3 separate regions of the Homo sapiens genome follow, and regions 2 and 3 are each linked to region 1. Evidence: read pairs that join two places in POLR2A ChIA-PET (ENCODE). Cell type or tissue: A673. All regions are shown on one strand. Links, peaks and the distances in the headings refer to the core of each region. The heading gives the core; the rest is flanking DNA.

What was found. ChIA-PET counts read pairs that join two places held together with the same protein. Peaks named below come from ENCODE experiments on the same cell type or tissue, not always from the same donor. Only the 100,000 strongest peaks of a DNase experiment are listed, where the experiment ranks them.
Region 2: POLR2A ChIA-PET joins it to region 1 with 7 read pairs; 3 of 35 experiments call an interaction of 5 or more read pairs at or near these places.
Region 3: POLR2A ChIA-PET joins it to region 1 with 22 read pairs; 1 of 35 experiments calls an interaction of 5 or more read pairs at or near these places.

Annotation. Positions count from the first base shown.
Region 1 is chr6:5,494,338-5,502,153 of GRCh38, forward strand. All of the region lies in intron 4 of FARS2 (phenylalanyl-tRNA synthetase 2, mitochondrial), which reads left to right. Among named protein-coding and RNA genes, the nearest start is that of FARS2-AS1, 40 kb to the left of the region's middle. RefSeq lists a silencer at 5,325-5,525. In A673, for the core only: no CTCF peak of the experiment used is centred there; DNase peaks (open chromatin) are centred at 3,694, 4,034 and 5,484; H3K4me3 peaks cover 913 bases; H3K27ac peaks cover 1,042 bases.
Region 2 is chr6:5,714,784-5,722,599 of GRCh38, forward strand. The region is part of intron 6 of FARS2 (phenylalanyl-tRNA synthetase 2, mitochondrial); the gene reads left to right. Among named protein-coding and RNA genes, the nearest start is that of FARS2-AS1, 260 kb to the left of the region's middle. In A673, for the core only: no CTCF peak of the experiment used is centred there; no DNase peak of the experiment used is centred there.
Region 3 is chr6:6,128,104-6,135,919 of GRCh38, forward strand. No RefSeq gene overlaps it. Among named protein-coding and RNA genes, the nearest start is that of MIR5683, 37 kb to the right of the region's middle. In A673, for the core only: a CTCF peak has its summit at 3,606 (motif pointing left); a DNase peak (open chromatin) is centred at 3,558.

The DNA.
Region 1 (7,816 bases), core at 1,475-6,474:
CGGAGAACGCTCAGGAGGCCTGCCAAGCTCCTGTAGCCGCAGGACTGGAATCCGGGTCTGTACTGGCTGCGGCTTCACACTGCCTCGCTTCTCAGCGGGCTTTGAAACTCTGCGTGTTTAGGTGTCCTTGATAGGTTCTTATTCTTTTTGTATCTTTCTATTGCTAGTAAGAGCAAATTTTCTGTTTGCACTGTAGAGACTTATTTCCTACATTTTGGGAAGGTGGTCCTCCTGTGGAAGGGCAAACTCCATTATTAGGTTCATGCCCACTAATTCTCTTCTCTCTCTTCCTACTACCCATCCTTTCCACTTGGAGTATTCTCTTCTGTTGTTTCCTTCACATCTCATCCTTCTTTATCATTCCCATGTCTCCCTTGCTGTATTGCCTGCACAAGTTCACATGTTTGAGGAACGAAACTTCAAACATAGTCTGTACCAAGAGGCTTTATTATTTTCTTTTTCCTCTCTCCCCCTTTTCCCCTAGAGCTAGTTCAAGGTGTCCTAATGGTCTAAAATGTCAAAAGAAAACTAGATGAGGAAAAAGCAATCGAAAATAACTCTATTACAAGCTTCCTTATAGTTCAGATTCATCCCTTTCTTTTTGACCCCTTTAAACAAATGAACATGTTGGCCTATTTCAGGGGTAATTGCTCTTCTCTTCAGAATACACCTCCTAAAATGACTGCTGTGTGAGGTTGAACATTGTGGGTGACGAATGTCTGCCAGAGCAGAGAACTTTGTTGTTTTCCCTCCTTCCCTCTCATTGCCTTCATTTTCTTCCCTTTTAGATAATAAAATCCTTTTCCAATTATAGAAACTGTAGAGGTCAAAATGTGACTCAGGTTAAACCCTGTGAAAACTGTAGCCGCCTGAAATTATAATGCACATTTTTGCTTTTGAGCCAAGGTAGTGTGCCAGCTGGAAGATGTAAATTTGTCATCATTTTCTGCCTTTGTTTCATCTTTTCTTTCCTTTTCTACATCGTCGTAATTCTCAAACTTTATTGTTTTTCTCTGTTATTCTCTCCCCTTGGTAAACCCCTGTGCTCCCAGTGGAGCCAGAAGAAATTGTACATGGGGCTTTGATATTTTGCCAACTGTTTTCTATAATTAAAAGTGAATTGGAAATGGGAACACTTCCTCTGTTCCACCGATGCTTCTGGGGTCTAGTCTAATAGAAACATGGAAAGGTGCAAAAAAAGAATCTGGAGCTAGGAAGGGAAAATGGAAGCTTGCAACTCAGGCTAAGGAGTTCCTAATGGAACATCAGCCCTTTAAGCCTTCGGGTTTTCTGTTCTAAATTTGCTCTTTTCTTTGTGTCAGATCATTAGAAAGTTTTATCCAAAATTAAACCAGTAATACTGAGGTGGTAGCTCATAGAGCTTGTGATTGGCTTGATCCATGCTAATTATCTTCTCAGTTGAAGTAATCAAAGGCAGAGACCATAACAGAACAATGTGGACTCTGAGAGACTGGTATTTAAATTCTCATGATTTAAGCAGAAATAGTAAATAGATTACAATTTGTGTATCAGGCCTAATTAGTCCCTAGTGCAGGGCTGATGGACCATGATCCTATAAAATATTCAGTATCACGATGCCCTGCCTGAGCAGCTAACCAGCCCTTCACTGTCTGAATATGGAAGAAAGCTTGTCTTGTTAAAATCATCTCAAATTACTATGACCTGCTTTTCCCCTAGGATCCCTGCACAACTCTCCCTGACTCCCCACCCCCAGCTAATTCTTCTACTTTCTTCCCGATTACTACGGCCATATAAAACAATATATGCCCTTTTCTTCTTATCTTTTTTTTGGTTGGGGGTGGAAGGAGGGTAATACTCCATTGAGTACTCTGCTTTTGAATCCGTTGAATGTCTCTCTAGTTGCTCTGCACAGAGCACATTGCTTAAGTGCGCCATTTGTCACTTCTGTGTTTTTAGTTGATGACTCTAGTGTTGATACTATAGGAATCAGTATAAGATTACTTAAAATGAAGCCTTACAAGGTGTTCAGCATTCAGAATATTTTGTCATCGAGAGGGAGGAGCTTTGGGAAATTAGTGAATTTGCTCTACCTAAAAGCTTGACATCTGTGTAGAGCATACAAGAGATGAGGGTGTGCGTGCATTAACTTGCTACGGGTGCCATAACAAATACTGCAGAGTGGAGTGTTTAAGTGGCAGAAATTTATTTTCTCATAGTTCTGGAGGCTACAAATCTGACATCAAAGTGTTAGTAGGGCTGGTTTCTCCTGAGGCCTCTTTCCTTGGCTTGTAGATGGTTACTTTCTCCCTGTGTCCTCACATGGTCTTTCCCTCTGTGTGTATCTGTGTCCTAATCTCTTCTTCTTGTAAGGACATCCAAGTCAAATTGGATTAGGGCCCATCTTATGACCTCATTTTAACTAATTACCTCTTAATTACCTCTTTAAAGGCTGTATCACGTTCTGAGGTCCTGGGGGTTAGGACTTTCATATATGAAGTTTTTGTTGTTGTTGTTGTTTCTTTCTTTTTATTTAATTTTATTTTTTTAGAGGTAGAGGTCTCACTATATTGCCTAGGCTGGATTCAAACTCCTGACCTCAAGCAGTCCTCCCACCTCAGCCTCCTGAGTAGCTGGGCCTGTGTGCATGCACCTCTGCACCCAGCTGTGAATATATGTTTTGAGGGGGCATGATTCAGCCCCAAATGGGGTGAAGAAGCTCTAATCCTGTTACTGTGAACAGCATTCAATATAAAAGTAAGGCTAACTCCCTTATAGGATGGTACTGAGACTTAAATGAAATCTCGTGTATGATGATTTTGAAAACTCCAAATCCCTACTTATAAGAATGGTAGCATCGTTATCATTATTATATAAAATACAACAATACATATAATGATCATTATAATATAAAAATGATCCTGTTTGAAATGACTGAGTCCACATGAGGAAAGAGTGAGTTTGAATTGATAACTGTTCCCAGAGAAACTAGTCCATGTAGAGAAGGAAACCAAGATGTTAGGAGCAGGCCAGGGGCCAGCATCGTTGCAACTCTGTTGAGTTTGGAGCTGTTCTAAAATAGTGAATCTTTTTGCCAGGCCTGATGAGAATGAAAATCTTAATGTGGGATAAAGGACAAACTGAACAGCACCTACAATGATTGGCTGTCATGGATTAAATGTCAGAAAAATGAGTAAAAGGAACATTGGGTGTTGATTTCATTAATAATAGAAATAAAAATGTTTCAACAAACATCATTTCACACCTTCAGTTAAAAGCCTGTATTAACTGTTATCATGGTAAATAAGATATTTAACATGGAAAATGAATGCCAATGGTATCATTCAAACTTCTTATAGTTCTCTAAATATATGTAAAATATTTTCCTCAATATTGTTCTGACTGAGAGCAATAAATGTGGGTAATTTTATTATTCTTTTATTTTAAATAGAATTTTAGGAAATGTTTATTTTTAAAATGTAATCCTTTCATTTATTCTCCTCTACCCTAAATAAGTAATTCATTAACCTTTCATTGTAATAGGAGCGTGAGCATCTGAAGGCAATTAACTGTTTTACATTATCATTCATTGTGAATAAACAAATAGTTTCACCCTCTTTCCCCAGAGAGCTATAATTTAGGGATTGTGTAGCTAATTATACAACTCTAGAGCCAGTTTTGAGAGGGATAGCTATCTTCTCTGATCACATCTGCTTTCACCTACTGTGCTGGGGGCCCTGGGGAATGGAAGGGACTCTCTAGGGGTGTTTAGGACTTACATATTTGTTGAGTTAGGCGATTTGATGTTACTTGTGGTTTCATTGAATGGAATCTAGGACAGATCTTAAAGGATAAGAAATGATTAAAATTTTTTTTCATCTTTTGGTGTTCTAAATTGGAAACACATCCTCCTCTGATGGTAAAATAGTCAGTTCTGGATTATCTCAAAAGAGAAGATTATTTGAGTGGTAGAGTTTTCAGGCTCCTTATTTTTTCCTTTTATTCGTGTCACTAGGCTTTTGCTTGTTTCGTTTTTAAGAGTTATCGTTCAAGAGCATCAGCGGGGAAAGGAAATGCCAGGGTGAATCAGATCGGCCAAGTTAACCATCTGACTGTCTGATGGAGCTTATTTTACTTATCATAAAACGTAAGTGTTTCTCCTCTAGAGTTTAAGTTGCTTGAGGGAGGAATCTGTTCATCACCGTGTCTCTAACACCAGCGGAGTGACTGCACGCACCAGGTACTCAGTAGATGTTGGCTAAGTTCAATTGTTGAATTAGATTTATGATCCATGTATTTTTTTTTTGTTTTTAGTTTACACAAAAAGTAGAGTTGGCTTTATGTCACCTATGACTAACTCCTCTATACCTCCTCAAAGCAGCTGTCACTTACCACCAGCATTTAGTCACTTTTCAGATTGAATTCCTGTTTCTTTACAGCAGGATAGGAGCATGAAGAGAAGGTTAAGATATCTGAGTTAAGACGAGGGAGCTCCTTAATTGAATTGGGAAAACCTACAACATAAATTAAGCAGGATGCTAGAAATTGAAACAAGGCAGTTGCATTTCCATTGAAGCCAGTAGTGCCTTTTTTTTTCTTGAGATGGAGTCTCACTCTGTCACCCAGGCTGGAGTGCAGTGGTGCCATCTTGGCTCACTGCAACCTCCGCCTCCTGGGTTCAAGCGATTCTCCTGCCTCAGCCTCCTGAGTAGCTGGGATTACAGGCATGCACCACCACGCCCAGCAAATTTTTGTATCTTTAGCAGAGATGGGGTTTCACCATGTTGGCCAGGCTGGTCACGAAGCGGTGCCCTTTTCTTGTTAAAAGAATCTTGGGCGAGGCGTGTATCGATGAAGGCTGCATCTGACCTTTCACTGGCAGTTCACTAACTTGGTTCTGGCCAACGTGTGCCTACCCCAAGGAACCTGGGAGAGTGGACATTTTTTTCTGGATGAAGTCTTTTGGGAGTAGAAAGAAGGGAAGCAAGTCAGATAGTGTGGTGCTTCCCTAGTGGTTTTATTAGGGAGGTCCAGACACATGTTTCCTTCATGAGACGCAGACTGCACTTTAGTTCCCTTCAGTGCAGGACATGAGTGAATTAGGGCAATGCAATGAAAAGGAAAGAATGGTTAGAATAAGGTCAGAAGGTTTGATTTCTGTTTTCAGATTTAGCACTGCTTGGGTCTGTGAGCTTGGAGCAAGTCATTTAATCTCTCTGGGCCCTAACATGCTCATCCATGAGTGAGTTAAATGGATTGACAGCTAATGATTGCTGCTCCTAATTCTATGCATTTAGAAAATTCAAACTTCCCTCAAGTTCCCCGTAGAGTTCTTACCGTTTGCTGTAGTTTGAACTTCAGGATCATTGTCTCCCAATTTGCTTCCTTTGGCTTGGTGATATCATTGCCTGCAGAAATAGAAAACTGGTACAAAGCCATTTATCTAGTTCTGTGTGCCAGAATATCTTTGATGAGATCATAAGTCGTTCTTTTACTTTTTAAAACTAAGTGACTCAAATAGTAGTCACTAACTACTTAAACTTTGGGTACAGCAATGGCCTACATTTCCTGTTTCTTTTGTGTTGGTTTTCAACTGTCCCTGTATGGTTGCTGCCTTTTCAATGCCTTCTTTCTTCTCTCTGCATACATTAATACAAGGGGCATCTGAAATTTCAGCAGAAGCAAATGTCAACTGTACCAAGCTGAGGTAGCAATTCTAGGGGTGGTGTCCTTTCCAAATGTGTTGTTTTATGAAGATATAAGTTTTACATGATTCTTCGTGTCAGCAGTTTTGCCACTTGCCATCGTTTAAGAAGTCTATTGGGTATCTGATCCTGTTCTCTATTATTTCATTGTGCTGCCTCCCTCTCGCCCTCCCTCCCTCTCTCCCTAGAAAACTTTATTTTCTCTAGCTTGGGAAAATGTGTGTGGTACAGTGAGAAATTCTGGTAACTTGGGTACTGCGTTTTCTTCAGCTTCTTGAGAAAAGGCTGCTGTGGAGGCTGGGAAAGTACTCATAGAAATGCAGCTTTTCTCCCAGGCTGCAAAGAGCTGCCCATATGGTTCTGTCGAAGCAGAATGGAGACCAAATAAGACTTGAGGAGGAAGACACCACATTAGTAAGCATCTCTCCTGGATGACTGAAGGGAAATCAAGGCCAGCCACACCAGCGGAGGGTGGGGCAAGGCCAGGCGCCTCAGATGCAGCTTGCAGAGGAGAGGCCTGTGCAGTTACCTTCAGTGTTTTTCATCAGAGCAGGTAAACTGCAGGCCTGTCTGGTACCAGGTGCTGGCTAAGGAACATACCAGGGTACCATGGTTAAGGCACGGACTCTGGAGTTAGACAAACCTAGGTTTAATTGCTAAGGGAGTCAGAGTGCTTTGGTTGTAAGCTGTAGCACCAATTTTTGCTACCTTACATTTTTTTTTTTTAAAGGAGAGGATGTATTAAAATGACACTGGATAATTCACAGAACCGGTAGAAGAGTTGAAAGGATAAAGGATAAGAAGAGGGTAGTTCTGGTATTTAGGACAGCCACTTGAAGGTGGTGCCACTGGAATGACTTGGAACAAAACATTTTCTGTCCTTGTGACATTCCAGTCAAGCTTCAAATCCCCGAGAGAGAGAGAGAGAGAGAGAGAGAGAGAGAGAGAGATGCCAGGTCTGGTCTTGTTCTTGTTTTGGGAGATGGGGCTAGAAGAGGGAATGCAGTGATTAACAAACACAAGATTCATTCACCCAGAGAAAACTGGACTGTGCTTATCAAAAGAAGGGGTTAGAGTTGCTAGACAGACCAAGCCAGCAGATGTAAACATGATATGAATGAACATTGCCACTCGCCATCTAGTATCTAAACCTCAAAGAGTTTAAGTAGTATCGGTATACCTCAGCCTTGTACTAAGGTAAACAAAGGACATAAATCTAATGAAGAAATAACACCTATTTCAGAGATATGCTCACTGTGGGCGTATTGAAAAAGATATTGCCTGTAAAGCTCTTGGCATATGCTTCATGGTAAGTTCTCAACTCTTAGCTGTGTTAATTACATTTTCTTAACAGAGCCATTAACTGATAGGTGACTACACAGCTCAGTTTGCCCAGGACAGTCCCAGTTAGTGCCTTTAACCTTCCTAATTAGCATTGTCTTGGGGTTCTCATTTTTTTATTTTATTTTATTTTTATTTATTTATTTATTTTTGAGATGGATTCTTGCTCTGTTGCCCAGGCTGGAGTGCAGTGGCGTGATCTCAGCTCACTGCAACCTCCACCTCCCGGTCTAGCAATCCTCATGGCTCAGCCTCCTGAGTAGCTGGGACTACAGGCGTGAGCCACCACACCCATCTAATTTTTGTATTTTTAGTAGAGATGGGGTTTTGCCACGTTGGCCAGGCTGATCTTGAACTTCTGACCTCAAGTGGTCCGCCCGCCTCAGCCTCCCAAAGTGCTGGGATTACAGGTGTGAGCCACCACGCCCAGCTGGTTTCTCATTTTTTAAAATAAAGTATCATTACGGGTTGCATTAAAATATGCCAGAATGGGCTTGATAGACCTTTGCTTTGTCCTTTGAGCTTGCCTGCCCCTCCAGTCACATGTGAGATGCGTGTGCAGTGAGCAGAGTTCTCAGTGAAATCTAAATCTGTCCAGCAATGACGTTCTTCTCTTCTCCCAGGCCTTTCACAGTGCAGCTGAGCCAATACCTCCTTGAATGAAGCATGCAGGTGCTCTTGATAAAACAGTGTGCTGACACACCAGTGGCTGGGGCAGTTAACTCCTCCCAGTCCAGCATGGTGTGGGAGTAGTATTTGAGACTGCTACCCCAGCCAGCCTTGTGGTCTCT
Region 2 (7,816 bases), core at 1,291-6,290, 220 kb after region 1:
GGAGGCCGAGGTGGGTGGATAACCTGAGGTCAGGAGTTCGAGACCAGTCTGGCTAACATGGTAAAACCCCATGTCTACTAAAAATACAAAAATTAGCTGGGTATGGTGATGGGCGCCTCTAATCCCAGCTGCTGAGGAGGCTGAGATGGGAGAATCGCTTGAACCCAGGAGGTAGAGGTTGCAGTGAGTGGAGATCGCGCCACTGCACTCCAGCCTGGGCAACAGAGCGAGATTTCATCTCAAAAATAAAAAATAAAAACAATTTGATGTCCAGTGAACATTTTACATGTGCAGGACACTCTTCTGTGTGCCTTAAATATATCAACTTCATTTAACTCGTGCACGCCCATATTACTATCCTCATGTTACATTTGAGGGAACTAGGGTTCAGACTGGTTAAATATCTTGCCCAGGGTCACACAGCTCATAATTTTGAGAGTGAGGATTTGATCCAGGGGGTCTGATGATAGAGCCTACACATTTAAAAACTTTCAACACATGGATTTCACCTGTACCCCTGCCCACACCCTCCCCAGCATGCGTTTTTCAAAGCATACAACTCACTGGCTTTTCGTATAGTCACAGAGTTGTGCGTTCGTCGCCACAGTTGATTTTAAAACGTTTTCATGACCCCGAAAGAAACCCAAGACCCCTCAGCAATCACCGCCCTTTCCCTGCCACTGCCCCCTGTCTCCTTGTTCCTGACACCACAGCCCCAGGAAACCCCTGATCTACTTGCTGTTTCTACAATTTACCTATTCTGGACATTTGTATATAAGGAATCATATAATATGTGGTCTCTTGTGTCTGGCTTCTTTTACTCAGCATAATGATGTCAAGGTTCATTCATATTATAGCATGTATCAATATGGCATTCCTTTTTATTGCAGCATAGTAGTTTATTGTATGAATATGCCATACTTATCCATTCATTATTTGATGGACAGTTGGACTGCTTTCACATTTTGGCTATTTATGATGCTGCTATGAACATTTATATGTGTTTTTCTGTAGATTAACTTTAATTTCTCTTGGGTGTATGCCTAGGAGTGCAGTTGCTGAGTTACACATGATAACTATGTTTAACCATTTAAGGAATTACCAAACTGTTTTCCAAAGTGGCCACACTGTTGTATATTTGTACTAGAGTGTATGAGGGTTCAAATTTCTCCACATCCTCACCAACACTTGTTATTATCTCTTTTTTATTATAGCCATCCTAGTGGCTACAAAGTGTTACCTCATTCTAATTTTGATTTGCATTTTTCCCTGATGGCCAGTAATATTGAGAGTTTTTCATGTGCTTATTTTTCCAGCTATTCTTTTGAAGCTAATTTGGGATGTCATTTCATCTATAAATACTCATATAGTATACCTATAACAGGATAAAGACACTTTTAAAGAACATAACTGCAATATTGCTATCACTACCTTAAAAAAGTCTCTAATTATTACATATAGAGTGCTCAGATTTTCTTGTTTTCCATGTTTGTCTCATACTTAAAAGAAAATTAATTGGTTTAATCTAGATCCAAACAAGGCCCACACTTACATTTGGTTAATATTTATCTTGGGGGTCTTGTTTTTTTTCCAGCTCAGGGGATCCCCCCTACCCATTCCCCTGAGCTTGAAAAACAAAACAAATCCCCAAAATGTTGTTCCTCTGCTCTCATTCCACAACAATCAACACAGAGGACTTCTGTGGCCAGATGTACAGGGATTTCTCCCCGCCAACAAGCAAGCAATCAGTTCTGCAGCAAACACCAGCAGGTGTCCTCCAATTCAGTTCTGACACTGTCTACCTGGAGGGCCCACAGGTTGAGGGCTCCATCTCACCAGACTGCTTCCACTTAAGATGACTTCACAAGCCTCAGCTGGCTGTAATTCAGGGAACCCACAACTCCCTCCTTGGGTTTGATTAATTTCCTAGAGCAGCTTACAGAACTCAGAAACATGTACCAACATCTACTGGCTTATTTTGAAGGATATAACAAAGGATACAGATGAAGAAGTGCAGAGGGCAAAATATGGGGGAGGGGGAATGGAGCTTCCATGCCCTCTCTGGGTACACTACCCTCCAGGAACCTCCACATGCTCAGCTATCTGGAGGCTCTCTATACACCGTTCTCCCAAAGCTTGTGTGGAGACTTCATTGGATAGGCATGTTGAAGCATGGACAACCAGGTAGATATGTGATTGGACAAAAAGGGTGTGATCTAATACTAATAGACTGAGTGGGGAACCCAGCAAGTCCTGTCTCTTCAGATTCTTCTTCGTCTCTCTGTGCAACATTCCTTCCCCCTGGGATGAGGCAGGGCCCCTTCAGAAATGGGGAACTTATAACCTACAGTCAGACAAGGTAGATAAGAGAAATGTGGGGGTAGATTAGAGTCCTGCCTTGGGGAGAAAAAGGAGCAGGGAAAAAGAAGGTAGAAGGTCAGAGAGAGATTCTGTTTTCTAAGGCCTGCATCTGAGACCTAAAGTGCCCCAATGTTGTAACAAAAGACTGTAACAAAGGTCGTGGGAGTTATGAGCCAGGAACCGTGGATAGAAACATAGATATGTATATGTGTGTGTGTGTGTGTGTGTGTGTGTGTGTGTGTGTGTCTATGTATATCTCTCTCACAACCCCCTCTCTAGCCATTCTGTTGTTTTTGAAGAAACTGGGTTGTTGGCCCTGTGCAGTTTCCCATGTTTGGAATTTTGCCAGTTGTATCCCCATGGTGTCATTTAACATGTTCTTCTATCCTCTGTATTGCCTGAAAACTAGTAGCTGAATCTAGAGGCTTGATCAGATTTAAGTTCATTTGGTTTGGGTTTTGGCAAGACTACTTCATGAGTGGTGTATCTACTTACTTCCATATATCTCTCCTTTCATGCTATTGAGATTGATCAATAGATTCAGGTGTTGTTAACTGAATATATTTAATTATAAAATTCCCACATCAGCTTTTTACATAATATATTCCACAGCCATTGATGAGCACTGCCTAAGTCCATTATCCATCAGGGAGCTGGCTTTCCTCATAACTCTAGTAAATGCCTCCTAAGAATGCAACAGTGCTTTTTCTACCATGCCCTAGTTCCCTCATATTGCAAAGGCATGAAAATGAGAAGGTATCAGCTATATATATATATATATATATATATATACAGAGTCTCACTCTGTCGCCCAGGCTGGAGTACAGTGGCGTGATCTCTGCTCACTGCAACCTCCATCTCCCAGGTTCAAGTGATTCTCAAACCTCAGCCTCCTGAGTAATGGGATTACAGGCGTGTGCCACCACGCCTGGCTAATTTTTGTATTTTTGGTAGAGATGAAGTTTCACCATGTTGGCCAGGCTGGTCTGGAACTCCTGACCTCAAGAGATCCACCTGCCTCAGCCTCCCAAAGTGCTGGGATTACAGGTGTGAGCCACCATGCCCGGCCAGTATCAGCTATTAAAGGGCCATTTTATTTTTGTATTAATTATGTAATAATTTACTTAACCCTTCCATGCTAGACTGAAAACTTCCCAAGGGCAGGCACTAGGTCTGTCTTGCTAGTTCTCAGTGCCCACCCACCCCCAACTGGGCCCATGGTGGGATCTTGCTAAGTAGTTGTTGAGTAAATGAATCAGGTACTTGTTACTGTATACCCTTTTTGAAGATTTCCTGTGATACAAGTGTTGGCGGCATTTTTGCTGATAGCTTTTCAACAACTTCCCTATTTTCAGACGATGCCACTGTTCAACAGTAAACCGGGTGAAACAGGCTGTAACTTACATATACACACAAGAGACATTTGAAATATCAAATTTAAGCCTGGCAATTCAGAATGCAAGCTCATTTTTTTTTTAAACCAAAGCCTCTTTTACCTAATTGAGCCAGAAAATATGTGGCCCTTTTCCCTCCCAATTTGCAGCTTCAGTTCTCCTTGACTGAGTAGCTAATGGAAGATGGGGCCTGTTCCTGCTCTGCTTGTGAAATCTGACTCTCAGCCCGAGGCTGTGTGGCTTCATATTTTGGATCTGAAAATAAAATGCTTTTATTTGATCCTGGCGTATTAAATTCAGGTTAGGTGTGTTGCAAAACAGGGAAATGTTATCTAGAATCTTCCTGCTAATACTGAATCTTTGGTTCTTCTGAGCCACTGTGTCTTACCAGTCTTCCTGTGGAAGATGGCGGGAATGTTTCTAATCCCACTTTGAGCCTGAGTGCTTGCACCTTATGCAGAACAAATCACAATTCGTATCATAGTCAGGATCTGAGATTTGTCTCTCACCTCACTCCCTCTCCTACGGATTTAGTTATGCTCATCTGAAGTAAAGGCTGCCTGACTGGGTGCAGTAGCTCATGCCTATAATCCCAGCACTTTGGGAGGCTGAGGCAAGAGGATAGCTTGAGCCCAGGAGTTCAAGACCAGCCCGGGCAACAAGGTGAGATCCCCTCTCTACAGGAAATTTAAAAATTAGCTGGGTCTGGAGGCACACACCTATGGTCCCAGCTACTTGGGAGGCTGAGGTGGGAGGATCTCTTGGGCTGAATGGTCAAGGCTACAGTGAGCTGTGATCACACCACTACACTGCAGCCTGGGTGACAGAGTGAGGCAAGACCCTGTCTCAAAAAAAATTAAAAAAAAAAAAAAAGGAAGAAGAAAGAAAAAGAAAGGAAAGAAAGAGAGAAAGAGATAAAGAAAAGAGAAGAAAAGAAAAAAGAGCTGCCTGCTGTAGCTGAAAGATAGCACTTAGATGCTAATGTGGGATTTTGAAAGCGGGAGACCTTTCTTCAGAAATCTCAGGTAAGGCAGTTGCGAGGGCACAACTCAATGCCCTCGTGAGGCCTCAACTCTCTGGGGCCTCACACAAAGATGAGCTTTATGTGGACTTTACCAGAAGTTCCAGGGATGCGGCCAGCCAGGAGCTGTGGCTGTCACCAGTTTGTCATTGGTGTGACACTAACAGAGAGAAGGTACATCTTACCAAGACAAGGTAGTTCAAGTTCAGGTTCTGTAGCATCATTCAGCTCATCTGAAAGCTTGTAGTTGATTTTATGTATTGCAGCCCATTCAAAAATAATCTTGTAAAGCATAGTGTTTGCTTAAACTTGAGACAGCTTGCAATGTGGCTTCCGTTTAGTGTGACACAAACCTGTTGTGGACTCTCTATTATACCACAGAAATTGTTATAACCACCACGTCTATTGTCTTCCAGAAGGACACTTGAGAGTCACTTGTAAAAGTTGGCCTGTGCTTTCCTATTAAAAACTGCTGTTTAAATGGTAGTTAGTCTCCTGTTTAGTATGCGGTGTAGCTAGATCACCCTGCATTCACAATGCTCTACATAAAAAAAAAAACAACACTGCTGCAATACCAATAGTTAAAAGCAATTCCATTAAATACATTGCGAACTAGTTTTAAATTTTTATCTTGATGTAGGCACTTAAGAAAAAGGAAGGGATAAAAAATAGTTGGAGACATTTATAGTGATTCTGAGGGTAACTTCTGAGTTCTGGGGCTTACAGACTCTTGCCATTGGGTCTTCATCTAAGTAGCGCTACTCAAACGTGTATGAGCCCTAGTTAAAGCATTATGGCTCACAAGAAAATAAAACAAACACATCAGTTTTCCAGATGTTAATTGATCAGTTTTCCAGATGTTAATTGATCAGTTTTCCAGATGTTAATTGGAGATGTTTTGAAAGAGAGAAGCTTCAGAAGGCAGACAAATACTAAAGAGAATGTGTCTTTACAATATTCATTCAGCATTTATTGTGTACCTAGCATGCCCTAGGCTCTAGAGCAGCATTCTCAGACCACTAGTTTTCTAGATTGCCTTTACATTCATAAGTCTCAAGATTATTAAATTTAAATAGCCTCAAGATCCCCTTTACATTCTTAAAAATTATTGAGGACCCCAGAGAGTTTTTGTTTATTTGGGGTTATATCTACTGATATTGATCATATTAAAAATTAAAACTGTATATAAATGTTTAAATGCTTTGCCTGGGCATAGTGGCTCATGCTCTATAGTCCCAGCACTTTGGGAGGTGGAGGCAGAAGGATTGCTTGAGGATAGGAGTTCAAGACCAGCCTGGGTAACATAGCAAGACCCCCATCACTACAAAAAAAAATTTTTTTTAATTAGCTGTGCTAGGTAGCACATGCCTGTAGTCCCAGCCACTTAGGAGGCTGAGGTGAAAAAATTGTTTGAGGCCAGGAGGTCGAGGCTGCAGTGAGCTGTGATCATACCACTATACTCTAGCCTGGGTGACATAGTGAAACCTGTCTCTTTAAAAAGAAATAAAGTTTAAATGTTTTAAGTAAAACATTTTAAAAGATTTTATTATTTAAACATATCAATAATAAAACCATTGCATATTAACCTAATATAATTCTATGAAAAATAACTATAAAAATTTTTGTGAAAAGAATGACATTGATTTATATTTTTGCAAATCTTTTTCGGGTCTGGTCTAAGAAGACAACTAGCTTCTTATACCAGCTTCTGTATTCAGTCTGATGCTCTTAAGTTGTTTTGGTTACCCCAGATATTTTGTTAGAAAAGGGAAAAGTGTGTTAATAGACTTTTGAGAAAATTGTGGCTATTCATTCTTTGACACTCTACCAAAACCGGAAAAGTAGTAGTTTTTTAAAAGTTAGTTGCATTGTGAAATCTGAAATTATATCAATGACTGATATAATTTTTCACTTGTTACATTGAAATCGATTAGTCTATCTTGCAATTTTGAATGGATCATTCACTCTTTCATGATTGTGTGAAATCGTGCATCATTCAATTAGAAATATTGGTTCAGTGAGTTATGTAACTCTTTTAAGCGTCGACACATTTCATTATCTAAGATCAAAAAATCACATTCATTAGTATCATCACCAATCCTATCAGGAATGCCTTAAGTATTGGGAAATATGGAGACACATTTTCCAACGTTGACAATTTTCCAAATTTGCTTGAATTTTATCATTGGCCAAAAACACTGTCAGTTCTTGAAGTGGCAGGCTCATTGCATTTATTATCTCTGCCATCATTGGTCTGTCAGTACTTCTTCCATGTAAAAATAATGTTCCATGAAAAAGAGTTGCTGGTTCAGCTCACAGTTGAATCTCAGATGCACATTTCCTTGAGACAACCTTGTGCTTCAGCGTGTACCACGGGTTCTCTGTGTGTGTTTCCCACTGAGTCACACAGAATATAAAAAAGGCATATCAAGGGTTGAAACTTAATAAAGGTAATAATTTGTAGTGCTTTTTAAGGACGTTTTAAATATTCTCTTTTTTTCCAGCTTTAATGGATGAAACAAATTGTTGTTTTTTTCCTTGTAAGTGTGAGATGGTAAAAAATGCAGTGACTGCCAGTATAAGCTGGTGCCACTACCTTGATCCCAGCTAAGGCACCCACAGTTTTATCTACTGTTGCTTTTGCACCAAAGATGTAAGTGGCAATACAGCGAAAAGGGCAAATAAAGTCTTAATAGTATGAAAATGCTTTGACCTTACAAATCCCTGAAAGGGTTTTGGAGACCCCCACAGGTCTGCAGAACAGTCTTTTAAAACTCCTCACTAGATATACAGTTTGACATAGACAAGACGTTTTTCTTGTAAAGGGGGAAGATAGATAATAAACAAAATACATCAGGGGTGCTGTAACCAAAACAAAGCAGTGCGCTGTGACAGAGGGGTTATCTCAGGTGGGATGGCCCTGAAAGGCTGCGGAGGCAGTGACGTTTAAGATGAAACTTAAGAGCAGGTCGACTGGGATAGCCAGCCCAGGCTTGATGGCAAGAGCTCACAGGGAATGTTCCAGGGGCAGCAGAAGAAC
Region 3 (7,816 bases), core at 911-5,910, 630 kb after region 1:
CACATTCACCTGTACCATAGTAGATCTTTGGCCCTACACGTTTGTAAATAAGAGATGGCAGTATTCCTGGAAGTCATCCTTAGGGTGAGGTAGCTAGCAGTAACCTCACTATACACCACAGAGGTGATGAACCACATAAGTATATTCAACTAAATATAAAGTGAATCTATCCCCAGTATATCCTTCCCTTATCTGGATCCCCAAAATGCCTGTGTATAGTCTAATGCCATCTAATACAAAGAGAAGTAGGCTGGGGGAAAACTGATAATTTAACTGATTATGGTGAAACTGTTTTCCTTTTGCAGAATTAAAAAATAGCTATGACCATGTCAAAACAATGCCAGGGCTCCTTCAGAGCTTTAGAAGGGCACAGTGCAAGTGAGTGGCCCTGGAGCATGAGCTTGTTAGTGTCATGGCTCATCTTCCTGAGCAACAGCTGAAGTGGGGTCTCTGTTACTGCACACATCTTTGGAGCCTTGGAGTGCGTTTGACCCTTGTCTTATACGTCTTGGGCCCTGTGATTTTGTGATACCCTGAAACTCAGACCTTAAACAGTTTTCATTCTCAGTAAGTCCGTAGATTTTGGGAGAAATGCAAAGAAATAGTAAAAACTAAAAAGGTATGCTTTTAGTTTGGTGTAAAGGAGCATTTAAGCAGTCTTTCCAACATGGATTATGAATCTCTCCAATAAGTGAAAATGAAATTAAATTCAACTTACATTTACTTGAGAACTTACTACAAGTAAAGCATTATATAGATGATATGGAAAAACATAGAAGTTAGACAAATCATATGGATTAGCTAATCTTATCTAAATGGCCTTATAAAATGGTTCATTAAACCTGGCTTAGGTGATTAAATAAGAAAAATAATTTATTTTTCAAATCAGGAAGTATAACTTTGAATTTGTAACCCTTGGTATCTAATGGCAGTCTATCTTCTTGAGATGAATATTAACCAAAGAGCAGATAATAAATTGGCATTTTAAGACTAGAGTGATTCTGTGTTTCAACAACCAACATGCAGCGGAATAGTCAGTGTGGGTTTATAAAGTAAACTGCTTACACCATCAAAAGATCATGAATCATCAAAAAGCAGAGTTTTGTTATTCAACTTTATATAGCTTTTTACTCACCTTTTCTGTGTCTTTCCTTTCCCTCTAAATATAGGAAATACATGTGAAAGTGATAGAATTAAAGCGAAATTATCATAAAAGTCAATGAAAATAGGTCTTGATAAAAATGACTGCATGTTGAGGGAGACAGAGAGAGAGAGGGAGAGGCTATTGTCTTTAAGGTCTCTTTGAAAATTTTTTATTTTTAATTTTTGTGGGTACATAGTAGGTGTATATATTTGCGGGTTACATGAGATATTTGATACAGGCATGCAAATCATAATAATCTTATTGGGATAAATAGAGTATCCATCACCTCAAGCATTTATTCTTTGTGTTTCAAACAATCCAACTATATTCTTTTAGCTATTTTAAAATGCACAATTAAATTCTGTTTTACTATAGTTGCCCTATTATGCTATCAAACTAGGTCTTATTCATTCTTTCTATTTTTTTTTTGTACTCATTAGCCATCCTTTCTCCTGCCCCTTCTCCCTGACTACCCTTCCCAACCTCTGGTAACCATCCTTCTATTCTCTATCTCCATCAGTTCTAATGGTTTTAACTTTTAGCACCCACAGATAAGTAAGAACATGTGATGTTTGTCTTTCTGTGCCTGGTTTATTTCACTTAACATAATGACCTCCAGTTCCGTATATGTTGTTACAAGTGACTGAATCTCATTCCTTTTTACTCCATTGTGTATATGTTCTATATTTTCTTTATCTGTCAGTTGATGGACACTTAGGTAGCTTCTGAATCTTGGTGATTGTAAGCAGTGCTGCAATGAACATGAGAGTGCAGATATCTCTTTGATATACTGATTTCCTTTCTTTGGGGTATATACCTAGGAGTGGAATTGCTGGATCATATGGTAGCTCTATTTTTAGTTTTTCTGAGGAACCTCTAAACTGTACTCCACAGTGGTTGTACTAATTTACATTCCCGCCTGTGGTACAAGGGTTCCCTTTCCTCCACATCCTTGTTAGCTTTTGTTATTGCCTGTTTTGTGGAAATAAGCTATTTTAACTGGGGTGAGATGATACCTCATTGTAGCTTTGGTTTGCATTTCTTTGATGATCACTGATGTTGAGCATCTTTTCATGTATCTGCCATTTGTATATCATCTTTTGAGAAATGCCTATTCAGATCTTTTTGCCCATTTTTAAATCAGATTATTATATTTTTTTCTTACAGAGTCAATTGAGCTCCTTATATATTCTGGTTATTAGTCCCTTGTTAGATGGGTAGTTTGCAAATATTTTCTCCCATTCTGTGTGTTGTCTCTTCACTTTGTTGATTGTTTCTTTTGCTGTGCAGAAGCTTTTTAACTCAATGTGATCCCATTTGTCCATTTTTGCTTTGGTTGCCTGTGCCTGTGGAACTATTGCTTAAGAAGTCTTTGCCCATTCCAATGTCCTGGAGAGTATCTTAAGCCTCTTAAAATCCAAATCTAGAACGCTTTTGGTGAGCTCTATATTTGATATTGCTTTTGTTCTCAGCACTGCCCAGAATTTTTTTTTTTTTTTGAGGTGGAATCTCTTTATGTTGCCTAGGCTGGTCTTGAACTCCTGGCTCAAGTGATCTTCCTGCCTCAGCCTCCCAAGTATCTGGGATGACATGTGCATGCCACCACATTTGGCTACCCAGATTTAATTTGGGTCCATTTATAGATCAGCCAGAGCCAGACTGCATCTGCTTTTATTGTCCTTTCCTGGAATTATAAAATCTAACATTCTTCACATGCACATGCAAATGAGCCAAAGTAAAGAGGAGATGTGCAGGGGAGGCAAAGATGCTGAGAACCCTCTCTGAGGTACAGTAGAAGGTGGGGAGGGAGCTACTGCAAATCTGAGAAGTCTGTGAAAAGAGATAGCATTGAGTGTGCCAGGCCAGCTAGTCTGCAGAGAGCCACCTTACCAGTTCCCAGTCCCTTCAGCCCCTCACACTCTTTCTTAGGACTTAGTGCCAATGCATTTAATATAAGGAGATATGGGTGTTGGTACTAGTCTTCTGAAACATAAGAAATTAATTTTTTTAGTTGCATCATTTCTTTTAATTCAGATTTTGCAGAGACCGGAGTTCTTATGCATGTAAAGTACTAAGTATTTGGAAATAATAAACATCCATCTTTCATTCTAATTAAGACATGTGTATATCTGGTTTTATTACAGTCTTTCTCTTTCCCAGAAAACTACTTCAGGGGAGGCAGAGACAGATACAAGAAGAAATCTGAACATGTACTCTTTCTGAGCAGTGCTGATATTTCCTGGGCTCTGCGAAGATGGAGGGCACAGAAAGTGGTAATTAGATCAGCAGCCTTTAATGCCTTATTCTTTATGCCTAATGCATAATGTCAGAACAGACAATCCTAATTTTCTACGACCTTAAGTAGGATTATAGACTATGTGGGCTGAACCTTCCGCCCAAGAACCCAACTCAGCTCTGCACTAGAGAAGACTCTTTACCGCCTCCTGGTGGATAAAGTAAGAGAAACATGTTTCCCTAGGGCCAAGGCCAGAGAATCAGTTCATTGGTTAAGTGCTTTTTTTTTTTTTTTTTTTCCAGAGGGGAGAAAAAAGGTGTAGCAATATTAATTGGATGTGGAGCTGTAAAGTAGGCAACATTTTGATACCTCCTTTAATCAAAGGCACTGTCTCTCTACTACATATTGTCATCCCCTGTTGGGCCTAGATACTTCATTGTGGTATTCATTCTGGCCCACTCTTCCTACTTAGGAGGTCTTAACACTTCCCATGATTCAAGAGGAGCTCCTGTCTCAGCTAACTTTGATGGAGGGGGAGCCTCCAACTGGTTGCACATCCTTTAGCTGTTTTGCTCCTGACAGCATTTCCTCCCAGCCTTGACTTCTCATTTCCAGCTATTTGAAATCTTGTTAAATTCTAGATAGTGGTTAGCTAGGAATGGGTCTATGCAACATTGAGTACGCCATGTTTTTCCATACATTTATGCTTCCAATACATACGCAGTGTTTCTTGAAAATTCAACCTCCTCCAACCAACTGATACAATTAACAGTCATTTCTGGAGCCTGGATTATTATTAATTGCTCAGTCCTCAACATCACTTTGCTTCTAGGCCTTTATTTTTCCTGCTTTTACTGACTTCCCATGGTTGTTAATTGAAAGGCAATTATTATTTAAAATTACGCATCAGGTGTTGTGGGAAAAAGTCTGGGAATCCAGCTAATAAGTTGAGAAGTCTGTCTTTCTTTTTGTTACATCTGGCGTATTTCATTATTGGTACTCCAAAAGCATATTGTCTTTATCTGATAAAAACAGTTGGCTACAAGGGCATACTGACGAGCCTCAAGTTGCGGGTTAAATTCTCACCTGGGTAAGGTAACAAAATGCTTGTTTGTGGACACACACTGTGAACAAGACCCGCAATAGCCATCGTGATCACAGGAAAGACTGAATGACACAGTGCATGTTTCAGCTCAGATTGTTGATGGGAAAATGTTAGGTGTTATATCAAATAAAGACCCATTTAATAATAGCTTCTTAGAGTTGGAAGTGACTTTAGTAACTCTCTTTTCCATTCTCTTGTCCAGTTTAGCAACCCTCATGAAACCATTCCCATCAGAGAAGGTGAGTCTTAGCGTCTGCTTGGGCACTGCCAGAGTTGGGGATTACCTCCTTGAGTGGCTGGAAACTGCATTTGTGGGAAGGTCAGCTCATGGTGCTTGGTTTTGAGATAGAAAATGAAAGTTCAACTTCTCTCTTTTTCTGTATATTTATCTCTAAATTTTTAAAACCTGGCCTCATCCCTGAACTCCAATCCCAGTAACAAAAGGAGCTCTGAGTGACAGAATCTTTCCTGCAGAGTTGTTTAAAGCTACTTTGGTGGTAGTATGGGAAAGAGAAAAGGACTGTTTCTGATTTTCTGATTATTGTCTTCTGCACGGGAAAATGGGAGGTAGGCTGCTGGGAAACTTGGTTAGGATAATTCAGGTTAGGATGATTTATTTCCAGAGGGGAGCAGATAGACAATGGGATATGTTCAAATGAGCTATGCTCAATAGTGAAGTTCTGATTCTCATTTTATCTTGACATCTGTTGTCTTTGATATTATTTGGGCTTGTATGCTGAGGACCCAGTATGGTGAAAAAGGAAACAAAATGCCTGAAGAAAAAGGGCTTTGGCATTTTGGGAGCATAAAAAAATTATTGAATGGGGGTAACCAATAACAGGAAGAGCCTGAACTATGGAGTACCAGGGAGAGTAACAGTTTTTCCCTACTCCATTAGATGACCATTAGGATAATTCATTCATTCAATACATGCTTATTCTGTACCAGGTAGCAATGTATACACCAGAACTGCAGAGCTCCTATAAAAAGTGGATGCTTGCCTAGATAGGCTCTGTTTTAGTCATTTGGGACTGTAGTCATTATTGGCAAAGGAAATCATCATGATGGGTCAGCCAGATACTACAATTCCTTTCAACCTTTGGTAGAAATTGTCAGGGAAGCCATGCCAGGCCACAACAGAGGTAAAAGAGATAATCAACTTTAGGCATAGAGGGTATGATTTTCCATGTGTTAACATGTGGTCTGCCATCCAATCTCTGTTTTATTTACTTATTTTTATGCACACTGAAGCAAATTCCAATTGATATGGGCAAATATTACTAATGAAGAGTGTTGGTTTTCCAAGTCCTTTTCCAAACTCTATCTATAATGTGCTACTAAAGTGAGAACAGCAGTGCCTCCCTCTCTGGCATCCAGACATTGTTTTTTGAGCTAGGGAACTTAAGCCTTTGACTAGGAGGTCAAAGCAGCTCAGTTGAGTCTGGTCAGATGGTGTCCTGTCAGGAAGTAAATCTGGAAGCTTGATGTTAAAGAGGGAAAAGCCCCAAGAAAATGAAATAGGACTCAATACATATTCATGGACAGCTTCTTCAGCCAAGGAAGAAGAACAATATGAAACAAATTAAAAAAAATTTGTATAGCCAGACCCTGTGGCTTTATCTTGGCAATTCTAAGAATAATTTTCTTCTGTTACTGTTATTGAAGCATAACTAAGATGGTCCCCAATGATCCCTGCCTCCTAATATCCATGTCCTTGTATAGTTCCCAACCTTTGACTGTGGGCTGGACTCACTGACTCACTTTTAGTACATGGAATACAACAAAAATGATGGGCTGTCACTTCTGAGATTAGGCTACAAAAAGATTTTGGCTTCTCTCTTGCCTGCCCTATCTTGCTCTCTTGATTTCTCACCATGATGAAGCCAAATGTCAAGTTGTGAGTTGCCCTGGAGAGATACTCGCATGACAAAAAACTAAGAGTGACCTCCCACCAGCAGCTAGCAAAGAACCAAGGCCCTCAGTCTACCAGTCTGTGTGGAACCTGTGAACAAGCTTGAAAGCAGATCATGTCCCACTCAATCCTTCAGATAAGACTACATCTCTGGCTAGCTGATGGCAGCCTGGTGAGCAAACATGAGCCAGAGGACCCAGCTAAGTCATGCCTGGATTCCTGACCTACAAAATTATGAGCTATAAATATTGTTTCAAGCAGCTAAGTTTTGGGGTAATATGTCACAAGAGCAATAAATAATGAATATAATAATAAATGTGTATTTCTTTTCCTTTTTCTTTGAGATGGAGTCTCACTCTGTTGCCCAGGCTGGAGTGCAGTGGCACGATATCAGCTCACTGCAACCTCTGCCTCGTGGGTTCAGGCAATTCTCCTGCCTCAGTTTCTTGAGCAGCTGGGATTACAGGCACATACTACCACGCCTGGCCAATTTTTGTATTTTTAGTAGAGACGGGGTTGCACTGTGTTGGCCAGGCTGGTCTAGAACTCCTGACCTCAGGTAATCCCCCCGACTTGGCCTCCCAACATGCTGAGATTATGGGCGTGAGCCACCGCACCCAGCCTAAATGTCTATTTCAATGAAGTTTTACAACACCCAGATCAAGAAATGGAATACTTCTGGTTTCCCAGAAGCTCTCTTGTGTCCCTTGAGTCCCTCTTCCAAGGGTAACCACCATCCTGACTTCTAACCTATAGATGAGTTTTGCCTATTTTTGAATTCTAAATAAATAGAATCATGTTATGACATGTACTATTTAGTGTCTGGTTTCTTTATTTCAACGTTAGGCTGCAGTTCTTTCATCTTGTAATATTTTATATAGTATTGTATTTTATGGAGCTATTTATCTTATTATATATTTTTAGTATTCTCATTGCTGTGTTACAATTAATTGTAAATATGCCACGGTTTATTTGTCCATTCTATTTTAGCATATTTCTATTGGAAATATGCCTGGGAGTAAGATTACTGGGTCATAGCATTTGTTCAGATTTAGCAGATAATGCTAAATAGATTGCCAAAGGGGTTGCACCAATTTACACTTTACCAGCAGTGTCTGAGACCAACTTTTATTTCACTATGTCAGCAGGCTTCTTTGCTGCCTCTCAGTTTAGCACAAGACAAATTATCCCATGGTATTTTAAAAGCATACTTTATTGGTAATACTACTACTAATAATAAGAAGAATAACAGTGATCATAATCTTTTGGATATCTAATTGCCTGATATGTTAATTTTCAAAAAGCAAGATACAGTCAGTACTTCATTATATTTTATATTTTATCTGTATTTAGAATGCATGGATACCATGGTTATCTTTAAATTAGACTTTTAGGAGATACCCAGGATTAAAGAAAAGA